3 separate regions of the Homo sapiens genome follow, and regions 1 and 2 are each linked to region 3. Evidence: chromatin contacts called from ENCODE Hi-C or POLR2A ChIA-PET data. All regions are on one chromosome and are shown on one strand. Each heading gives the region's core, a stretch centred on a gene start or an enhancer-like site at or near the end of the contact. The rest is flanking DNA. Distances are from core to core; before and after follow the strand shown. Region 1 overlaps APBA1 (amyloid beta precursor protein binding family A member 1). Region 2 holds the start of CFAP95 (cilia and flagella associated protein 95). Region 3 holds the start of APBA1 (amyloid beta precursor protein binding family A member 1).

What was found. Hi-C counts contacts between places; a loop is a spot of excess contacts on that map. ChIA-PET counts read pairs that join two places held with the same protein, here RNA polymerase II (POLR2A). Pooled maps may share reads with other maps.
Region 1: a loop to region 3 is called in a map of dorsolateral prefrontal cortex, with 4 times the contacts of the local background. The contact joins the enhancer-like site here to the promoter of APBA1 in region 3. A Hi-C loop is called at or near these places in 9 of 168 maps with a recorded cell type or tissue (A673, Calu3, IMR-90 and 6 more) and 11 of 50 pooled maps. POLR2A ChIA-PET finds 5 or more read pairs at or near these places in 2 of 52 experiments (AG04449 and AG04450).
Region 2: a loop to region 3 is called in a map of endothelial cell of umbilical vein, with 6 times the contacts of the local background. The contact joins the promoter of CFAP95 here to the promoter of APBA1 in region 3. A Hi-C loop is called at or near these places in 5 of 168 maps with a recorded cell type or tissue (Calu3, HAP-1, HepG2 and 2 more), 1 of 37 single-sample maps with no recorded cell type and 10 of 50 pooled maps. POLR2A ChIA-PET finds 5 or more read pairs at or near these places in 2 of 52 experiments (A673 and H1).

The regions. Positions count from the first base shown.
Region 1 is chr9:69,541,735-69,545,213 of GRCh38, forward strand. The region is part of intron 1 of APBA1 (amyloid beta precursor protein binding family A member 1); the gene reads right to left. Among named protein-coding and RNA genes, the nearest start is that of APBA1, 130 kb to the right of the region's middle. Within about 2 kb of position 1,462, at least 3 of the 41 ENCODE cell types and tissues checked have a DNase peak (open chromatin) inside an H3K27ac peak, as active enhancers do; they include dorsolateral prefrontal cortex, where a contact is called at or near this core.
Region 2 is chr9:69,819,159-69,822,950 of GRCh38, forward strand. It overlaps CFAP95 (cilia and flagella associated protein 95), which reads left to right and starts at 1,659. Exons shown (of 6, transcript NM_001010940.3): 1 at 1,659-1,873. The coding sequence starts at 1,722. It overlaps CFAP95-DT (CFAP95 divergent transcript), which reads right to left and starts at 1,581. Exons shown (of 2, transcript NR_038833.1): 1 at 1,492-1,581; 2 at 247-1,109. RefSeq lists a silencer at 1,575-1,634.
Region 3 is chr9:69,670,439-69,673,803 of GRCh38, forward strand. It overlaps APBA1 (amyloid beta precursor protein binding family A member 1), which reads right to left and starts at 1,933. Exons shown (of 13, transcript NM_001163.4): 1 at 1,715-1,933. RefSeq lists silencers at 1,701-1,780, 1,961-2,010.

The DNA.
Region 1 (3,479 bases), core at 212-2,711, 130 kb before region 3:
GAAACATTTGACAGCAAAGGTTCCCAATAAAAAGAGTAAATACACTATAGAAAAGCAGTTTATTTCCTCTTGAATTAATAAGTAATTTATTAAAACTTTAAAAGTAATTTATTAAAATTCAAAAGTAATTTATTTCCTCTTGAAATAATAAGCATGTTATTTTTAATTTTCTTTTTAGTTTCAATTCAGCATGTGTTTGGGACTAAGGTGAACACCAATTCCCTTGGACCATCTGAGTTAATACCTTTTTTCTTTTAAAAATTTTACTTTTATAAAAATAATTTTTTGAAAATAGTTTAAAAATATATCTATTTATAAGGAAACTAATAAACATGTCCAAAATTATATAATTTCTAAAAATTAATGACTATGTTCAGAGCAGTTTTACGTTCTCAACAAAACTGAACAAAATGTATGGAGTTCCCATATACATCTCCTCTTCCCTACCCTGCATACACTTGCCTCCCCCACCATTAACATCTCCCACCAGAGTGGTGCATTTGTTGCAGTCAATGAACCAAGACTGGCACATCGTTATAAAACAAAGTCCATCGTTTACTTGGGAGTTCGCGCATGATGTACACTCTATGGGTTTGAACAAATATATAATGACATGTATCCACCATTATTGTTCCATACAGAATAGTTTCACTGCCCTGGTTTCTTTTACTTAGTAATGTGCATTTAAAATTCCTCCATGTCTTTCTCTGCCTTGAGCGCTCATTTCTTTTTAGCACTGAATAATATTTCATTGTATGGATGCTCCACAGTTTATTTATCCATTCACCTATCGAAGGACATCTTGGTTGCTTCAAAGTTTTGGCAATTATGAATAAAGCTGCTATAAACATCCACAAGCAGGTTGTGTGTGGACATAAGTTTTCAACTCATTTGGGTAAATAGCAAGGAGTGTGATTGTTAGATTGTGTGTATGGTAAGGGTATTTTTAGTTTTGTTAAGAAACTGCCAAAATGTTTTCCAAGCAAAATTATAGAATTTTAATTATGTTTAATGCCCCCTTTTATTCTCAAAAGTGTCCAAGTGTGGGTGATAAATGGTCACTGTACTTAAAAAGGATAATTTCTCCTGAATTACAGAAGGACAGTATTTCACCCTAGTTGTATTTCGTTGAACCAAATCAAAATGAATCACAAATAGCAATTAATCTTCTGAAGACTACTGGGGAGAGAAGAGAGGGCAAGTGAACCAGTTCTCGTTTTCCTTGCAGGAGAAATCAGCACAATGAGGTTAAGAGGCTTCTGCAGGCCCCAGCCAGCCAGCTGCAGAGTAAGAGTGCAATCAAAATCGCTGCAAACTCCATTTACTGTGCCATCCTCTCAAGACCAAAATCTTCCTTTATTGTCCAATTAGTTAGGGTTCCTTAGTTTCTAAGAACAGCACTCAATGGATTTAAAACAGACTGGCAGGCCTGGGAGGGGCCGTGGCCCCTAATTGGAGGGAGCCCCTGGCAGTTCTTTGAGCCTGGACTGCGGGCTGCTGGCAGCTGGCCCTCCACTTCCACTCCCTGCTGTGCTGGGATTTCCCCCCCCCCCCCCCGGCCTGTCCTCCACAGCCTGCACTGCACTTGTGGCTCTGCTTGCTGTTTTGGTTCCCTACTCTGGGGCAGAGCAAGGAAACCTGGAAACCATTAGAAAGTAAAGCATTATAGGTCTGAGGAAGTACTTGATTTTGTACCCTGCTACCTTTCCAGACCGCCACTGATCTGGCCCCCTGTACTTAAAGAAGAAATAGCTCTGGGAGCAGTCCCTCAGTTGTGCTGACATACCAAGTGCACAGGCTCTAGGCTGAGAAGGTCATGCCAGTCAAAAGCACTGCAATAGCATTTCATGTTCCTGGGACTCTTCTATGCGCTTAAATATTATTTAACCCTTATAAGAACTCTAGGAACTAGTTGTTATATTACCCACCTTCAATTTAAGGAGGAGGAAACCAAGGAACAGAAAGGCTGAGTAACTTTCCCAGGGTCACAAAGCAGATAATTGGTGGGGTTAGGATTTTAACTTGCATCATATGACCTGTTCCAGAATCTGGTCTTAATAATGAAGCCATGCATCTCTCCAATTTGCTAGCAATGTCTGAAATTTCCCTGCTTAACCTAATGGGTTAATTGGATCACTCTGCCATCATTGCTTCCATTCAAAGGAGTATTTTGCACAGTATAAAAACAAATTAATTTGGATCCAAATAATTTGACATAAATTGTAGGCCTCTCAAACTCAATTTCCTTCTGGATAAAACAGGCATAGATTCAGTATCCACATTTGTTGCAAGAATAAAATTATGTTTATAAAGTGTGGAGTGCTCGTATCAAGAAACTGCGTAGTAATACTACCTTCTACTACTCTTTTTTGTTATTATTATTTTTAGGCTGAATTTAAACTTTCCTTCCTCAATATCTATGAAAAGAGTTTGCAAACAGTACCTGCATATGTAAGGTACCATTAAGGGATATTTTAAAAACACTTCAAAAGCATTTGCTCACATTTCAACAATCAGCATGCAAATTACAAGTCATGCTTAAATATTTCTTATGGCACATTGCAAAGGACCTTCCCCTGTCACTCTTTGATGGCTGAGTTTCTGTTACTGAATATAGCTGAAAGTAATACAAAGTCAATTTAAATATTATCTATCATTCAGAATGGCTTTCTACCAATTTATTATACATGCATATAACATACTCCCATGCAGTAAGATGTCTTTAGACAGGTTCATGATAATATAAGAAAATAAGGGAACTAATAAAATAAAATTCATGTGCAGAGCTTTCTGTTGAACATCCCAGCCAATCCTCACTACTCATACAGACTTTTAGTCCATACCTAACCTTATACACAGGGTCCTTCATTATTTTGCATAATAGGGACTCCTCCCACAAAAGAATAGCCTTACTATTGATATTGAAGACATATGATGACTAAAACATATAACTAATTTGGTAACATACTGAAAGAATTTAAATTGCATGAATTTTAAGAGCTTCTACAACACATATGCTCAAAATATACCATTTATTTTCAGTCTATAGAGAATGCTTGTTATCTAGGTAGATGGTTTCAAGGAAGGATCCCTTCAGTAAATATAAGTCTCCACCCACCCCCCTGCACCCACCATTCTCTACCCAGGGAGGGCCTTGGCCCACCGGTTAAAATCCAATGTATGGTTCTTCAATGAAGCTAGAAGACACTCTTGGGGGTTCTGTTCAGCTTATCAGAGTTCTACCTTCTCTAGAATTGTTTCTCCACTATCCACATGATCCTAGGACCTGTTTCTTCCCCCTGGCCTTAGCCAATTGACTAGGGGTAGACCCCTCACCCAGAATAGGTCATAGTTTTCTACAGAAATTTAGAAATGGGACTAAGAGATTTCAATTCTCATCTGGGCTGGTTTCATGAATGGAGGAACAAAACTACCTTAGGAGTTGTGACTTAGCCAGACTAAACAAAATGGGCTTGATA
Region 2 (3,792 bases), core at 409-2,908, 150 kb after region 3:
AACCACAGACCACGGAAAAGCACTTAGTAGTTATATGTAATCAAATTTGTGCCATCTGATACAGAAGAGTGCCTCACTATTTATGGGAGCACTATAACACATCTTTTATAAACCGAGAATCTATTTGTAGTGTGAATGGTCTCTTACTCTGTTTTAAAGTTTGATTTTTTTGTGTAGATGTGGTCTTCCTCAAGTAAGACACTTTTGGAAAGTAAACCTAAGGTAATCAAACATAATGAACATTCATTCATTCATTCAACAATGAAGATATCTGTATTAAGGACTATGCTGGGTAAGTGATTGCAAGGAGGAAGTGCTTTAATGCCCCTCAGGTACTCGACTAAGGCCAGGGAGGAGAGAAGAATTCTGATGTGTTACATATTCTTTTCCTGCAAAGTCAAAAATGAAACAAACGTCTTTTCTTCTGTAACATATCTATCCAATAACTTCTTGAAGGCAATGTTTTCTTCTGTAACACAGCTATCCAATAACTTCAAAAGGCAATCTTTTTAAAATCTCCTTCCCACATATAACACACAGCACAAAAATGTGATGAATTTGTGTTGTCACGAAATATCAAAAATGTCAATGAGGAGAACTTGACAAGTCCCGGGGATCTGAATGCCCGGAGTCCTAAACTGTACCTAGAGTCTTGCAGCGTCATAGCCAGAAGGGACTTGCGATTCTTGTGCCCACTCCACTCTACGGTCCCGTTCCCTCTTTCGTTTTTCAGAGGAAGAAACTAGTGTTCAGAAAGGTAGGGGAAGGATCTGAAACTGGAGCTAGGCTTTTTGATCTTCAAACTTTTTAGGTGATTTGCTGGATGAGTCTGCTCCTCCTCTTTTGCAGGCAGGAAAGCTGTATAGAATGACAAACTTTGGGTTTCAGGGGATGTTCTCTCGTTCTCTTTTAGTTAAACTTATTATAAATAACTCGTAAGCAGAAGGTGTGGTGGCAATGGATGATGGACGGTAAAAAGAACTTCCCCAAAGGCTGGGCGCGGTGGCTCACGCCTGTAATCCCAGCAGTTTGGAAGACCGAGGCGGACGGATCACTTGAGTTCTGGAGTTCGAGACCAGCATGGCCAACATGGTGAAACCCTGTTTCTACTAAAAATACAAAAAATTAGCCGGGTGTGGTGGCGAGACCCTGTAATCCCAGCTACTTGGGAGGCTGAGGCAGGAGAATCGCTTGAACCTGGGAGGCGGAGGTTGCAGTGAGCCAAGATCGTGCCACTGCACTCCAGCCTGCCTGGGCGACAGAGTGAGACTCGGACACACACACACACACACACACACACACACACACACACACAAAAGAACTTCTCTAAAGACAGCCCGAACAGACCCACTCGGGGTTCAGGGAATTTGCTCTTCCCTTGGTCCTTAACTGACCTACCACTCCCCAATAACTGCGCTCAGCCACTCTTAGGATTTGGCGGGTGGACAGGCGAAACTGCGGATCCCAGGATGCAGTTCCCCCCTTCATCACCTGTGTAGCCCGGTCGCTACCCTCACTGCATTCTGGGAAATGTAGTTTCTTATCAGTAACGACAACGTCTAGGAAACGTTTGGCCGTCAGGTTGGAGGGATCCGCCCCTCCACTGGCCCCGCCCCAGGTTGCTTAGGAGATAAGAGACGCCGAATCTTGGTACTTACGTTCCTGCCGGGCAGGACAGGTGCATAGGGAACTCCTCAGAGGTCTGTACCTCGAGGGCTCCCATGGATAGCCTTGACAGATCCTGCCAGGACTGGTGCGACAGGAAGCAACACTGGTTGGAGATCGGACCACCGGACTTGGTGGAGCGCAAGGGCTCCCTGACCCTCCGCTCCCATCACAAGAAATACTCGAAGCCGGTGTTGGTGTATTCCTGGTGAGCGAAGTCCCCTCGCAAGTTCCCGGGTGCTGCGGGGAGGAAAGAGAGGGGAAAGGATGGAACAGGAAAGGAAAGGAGAGTCAGAGAGAGGGGACAGGAGTGGAGACGACAGAGGAAACGGAAAAAAGAATGAGAAAAGTGGGGGAGAAATGTAGAGAAAGAAGGAAATGAGAAGAAAGGTGAGAAAAAGATGAGACGAGAGAGGAATGGGAAGGAGGAAAAGAGAGAAAAGAAAGAAAAGGGAAAGAAATATTTTCAAAGGAGAAATAGAGAGAGTGGGAGAGAGGGTTGGAGCAGAGAGGAGGAAATAGGAGAGCCTTTCAGGGGCAGCTCCCAGCCACACACTGGGCCACGCAGCAGCCAAATCCCCGCCACCTGAGGTTTTAGCTCATTCACACAGAGCGGGTGTGTATAAATAGGGGGTGAAAAGGGGGTGCTGTCAGAGGCCTGGAAATCACATTTCTGACACAGGCACTTACTCATAAAAGGAATTAGAGGCCAGGGGCACAGCAGGAGGGAGATGCCTATTTAGAGGACCAGCCTCCAGGGCTGCCACTTCCTGGGGGTAGGGTGTACATGGAGTGATTTGAACGAGGCCCCTCATATTTTCTAGGCTACATACAAGAACTTTTCTGGCCAGAGACTGCAAACTGGCATCTCCCACTGGTTAAGGCCAACAGACATTGTTTGGCATGAGCTCTGTTTACTTTTTTTTTTTTTCATTTTAATTAGTTGGCCACATTTAAAACTAGGAGATTCACAGTAAATCCAGGGTTGTATCTTTGAAAATTTGAAAGTCTTGGCCAGAGAGGATTTTATTTCTCTGGGGAACTATGAATGTACCAGAGCTGAGCACTGGCTACACCTTAAGATGGGTGTTGTTCTGTCTTTAGGAACTTCCCTCGTGTAAGTTCTTGCTTGGCCCCAAGAAGCATTTGGTTTACTTCTTGTGCTTTAGAACTTGACCTGGAAATTCACTTTCTCTTATTAAATATCACAGTGACCAATAGCAACACTGTGATGTATAACTGGAAGAAAAGTGGAAACTTTTAGGACTTTTCAAATTCTTTCCCTTGAATTAACTTTCCTGGCTCTGCTGTTGATAGTAATTACATTTGGAGTGGTTGGAATATTTGGGAGGGGCGTGAAGAAAAAAAAGAAATGAAAAGAAGTCACAAATCTTGTCTACTTTATGTTTTTGCTTTTGAAAGAAATGAGTGATTTTGACTCTAGCCCTAAGGCTAAGCCCGACTTCATCCCATTCATTCATGTAATATATGCGACCCCTGCAGTTTCTGTCTTGCAAACTTTCTAAAGCCTATTCCCTGCTTTCCAACAAGTTTACCTTTCTGCTTTTACTTCTCAACCCTGAAACTGTCTCTCTTCCTCCTTTGAACTCAGTATGAGAAGTTATACAGATTTGGAATCCAAAACTACACTGGGAAACAGAACATCCTCTTTTAGCCTCATATAGGGCTTACCTCATAGCTCTCAAGCAAAACACTTAGCTCTTCTGTGACTCTGTTACCCCACAGAGATTTGAGTCATACCATAAATCACCACTAGAAGTTATTGTTAAAGAGAAAGACTTTTTGCAAAGGGACAGTGCTTCTGCTCTCTGCTGCACCACTATTACTTTGAAAATTGCATTGTGAAAGTTACAGACATCAATAGCAAAACCACAGAAGAACACAAATGAGAAGAAGGTGAGGAACCTGGTGAGGAGAGAAGGATAGTGGAACGCTGTAAGTCATTCCAGCCGCTGCTGAAAATATAGCGGGACCTCATGCGTTGGTTTTAGAAGGAAGGCTGGGGAACAGGAAGACTTAAATTCAACCCAACATACATTTGTGTGTCATGCACTTTGCTACATGTTGGGGACATAGAGGTAGAGAAACAGATTCAATGAGATAAAT
Region 3 (3,365 bases), core at 683-3,182:
ATGCAGTAGAATTTAAGGTGTTATGACTAAAACATGTCCTAAGCAGATTAAGCTAGTCATACAACATTTTAATAAAGAAGTGTCGAGATATTAAGTGTAAAGTGCACTCATTCCTATGAATACCGCAGGAGAAACATAGGTGAGGGGGAATCACACTGCCCTGGATACACATGAATATGCCATCTCCCTGCCTACCTCTACCCAACCCTACCTACACACACCTATCTTTACCACGCAGAGACAATTAAACAGCCATAGACTCTGGATGCATTTCTGTGTCCTTGTTCCCACTGGGTGAGTTGTTGCCAGCCTGACATTTTTCCAAATTCCCTACTAGTGGGCTCTATCAGGTAGGAAAGCAGGGACTTTACTGACCTGGGACCCCATCGCTGTGGGTCTCAGGAGATTTCAGTTTCCAAATGATACACGGCACCACCTAGCTATTGTGACAGCTGGGAGAGTGGATGTCACCAGCAGTAGAAATAAAGTATCCTGTTTCCTGAGGAAAACGCCCTGGCTGTGTGATGCTGACCAAGTGGGCACCAAACATTTCTCCGTGTGATATTTTTCTTCTTTTTAAAAGACCGCCCCCCGCCCCACCGCATCTCTCTATACGTATACACCTCCAGAGTTCATTCTAAAAGAACCAACACAAAGACCATCCATCCTCTAGCCATAAGGTTTTCAGTGCTTAAATGTGGAAGGAGAAGGTCTAGCTAGCATTGAAAGTTGTGGGGACAGGAAGAGGAATCTGATCATTCAACATCCTTCTCCTTCTGGTCAGACAAGAGAAAAACAATAGAAACTGCACAGTCAGGGAGTACAAGACCCTTATGGAACAGGTGCTAAGGAGAGAAGTAGTATCACAGGATGGAAGGCCCCTTCAAAACCAGGTACATTAGCAAGCCCAGAATGTGTAACGGTTATCCTATTTCCCTGCCATGTGCCTCAAAGCAACATGCTCACTTCCACATCCCCATGTCATGAGGCCAGAGGAAGGGGAAGCGAGAATCCCTACACTGGGCCATCCACACGCAGGAGCAGAACAGACACTGTGCTCAGAGTTGCAGGGTCAAAATAACAAACACTGTCCCACAGTCTTAGCCGGTGACATCAAGTAAGGGCAGCGGCAGATCTCTGGATTTGGGGCGCAGTTTGGGGAACGTGGATGCAACCACACGCGTACACACACATATACAGGATTTTACAAACCGGCCCCTATCCCACTGCCTCCCTCCACACTTCACACACCAAGTGCATCCTGCCCACCTCACCGTTTCCATCATCACATTCTTTCTCCAGGAGAGTCAGCCGAGAGATGAGGGGGTCCTAGCGGGGATTCCTGGAAATGTCACCCCCCAACACCTCCGTCCGCCACCCCATCCCCTCTGCTGTACCTTTTACACACACACTCTCACACACTCACTCCTGCCATGACTGTCATCAGGCCCGCCTGCTGCGCCCGAAGCCCGGCATCTCAGCGGGCACCGGACCCCAGGCGTCTCGCTCGCAACGCCGCCTTCCCCCGCCTCGCTAGCTGATGGTTCCAGGCACTGCCTCCTGGATGTCGCCTGCTGCCTCCGCTCCTCCGCACTATTGTTCCAGGCAGCCCCTCTCGCGTCCGGGGGCGCCCTTTGGCGAGGACCCGGGCTCCGTCGGGGGCCGCATCAGCGCCGGGCACCCCTTCTCACCCACCCCTCCCTGGCTGTGGTACCTTGCCTGACAGCTGGGTCCGCGGGCCCGCGGGAGCAGGCGGCGCTAGTGACAGCGCTGGTGCCAAGCCTGGGAATAAAGCTCCGCTCCAGCCGCTGCTGCCTCCAGCGCCACCATCTTCTCCCGCCGCAGCTGCCGCCGCCGCCGCCGCCGCCGGGACCGCAGCCGCCCTCGCCCAGCTCCGGCTCCGCAGCCGCTGCTCGGACCCCTCCGGTCTCGCGGCCCCACCCCCTTTCCCCACCCTCCCTCCCGCCCTCCAGCTAGCTCGCTGGCCCCTCGTGACGCGCGCTGGGGCCGGGCGGGCCTGCGAGGGAGGGCGCGGGGGAGCGCGCGCGCGCACGCCGCCTGCTAGTAGCGCCCCTGCCTCCCTCGCCCACTCGCGTGCGCGCGCGGCCCGCGAGCCCGCGGCGGCGGCGGCGGCACCGCTGATGTCCTCCGTGGGCCGCCGGCTGCAGCGCCCCTGCCCCGGCGCCGGTGGGCGTGCGGCACACCCGCGCCTCTCGCCTTCCCTCGCGTCCGGGTTCCGAAGGGCCCGCCCTGCCTTTCGGAATGGGTTCCACAGCCCCATCCTCTGGCTCCCGGCCGGACGCAAGGAGGGGAAAATGCAGCTGCATCCCCGAGGGGACTGACGGGGGCCTCCACCCTCCTCGGTGGCAACCCAGGTGGTCCCCAGTTTCCTAGCCAGCAGCTGTGGCCAACCTCTGCGCGAAGCAACGGGCCACGCTGCAGGACCACGAAGCCAGGCAGCCGCGTCGACTCCTGCAGGGTGTTCTCTCCGGAGTGACTCCCGAGCTTTCCCGCTTCCCAGGCCCCTTAGATATCGCCTGCGCTTCAAATTCGGAGATTGACGGCGTCTCCGGAATGCGTCGCAGTCCTGCGAGTTCTCCGCCAGGGGGAGAGCCGCGCGGGCTTGGGCCTGAGCGAAGACAGCCGGGCTGCAGCCCTCCAGGGGAACTGCCGAGTCCCGCCGGGGACAGCGGAGAGCCTGCGGATTGTGAAGCCGAGGAAGGCTCGGCTTGGTTTTCCTACCCGCTCCTCAGTTCTGGTTGATCGGAACTTAAGTGTCTTTGAGCCTAGCACAGGCCATCCGCCCTAGATATGGCTCCTAACTCGAGAGGCCACCCTTTGCGGCAGGGACCAGGTGGCAAGTGCTGTGCATTAATGAAAAGCTGTGGGCTAGACAGGCCCCGGGAGGCCTGGGCTCTGGCGCCAGCCCCACCTGTAATTGGCAATGCAATAGCTAAATCATTCCCCCTCTTAGAAACACAGATTTTTCCATAATAATGTTATAATGCACAAAGCCTTGTAGTTTGCAAAGCCCTCTCCGCACATGTATTCTCCAGTAAAATGAAGATAAGCGCTGGTTATCCAGATCCCTTGGGAAATGGATCTTTTACCACACCGTGTTTCCATATTATTTTAAGCACGTCTCTAGAGAAGTCTGGGGGTGTAGCCTAAAGCATTCTGAAAGTCTTGTTTTAGCTTTAAAATTCATATGAATTTTGCATTGTACTTTGTAATTTTTTTTTGCTTTAATAAAACAATAGCTACCTTCTCAAAAAGATTTTAGTAAAATTTAAAATTATATACTAGGAAGATGTCTGCTTGTCCTGTGACATTACTCATATTTTTTCCGGTGAATACTTATTTGG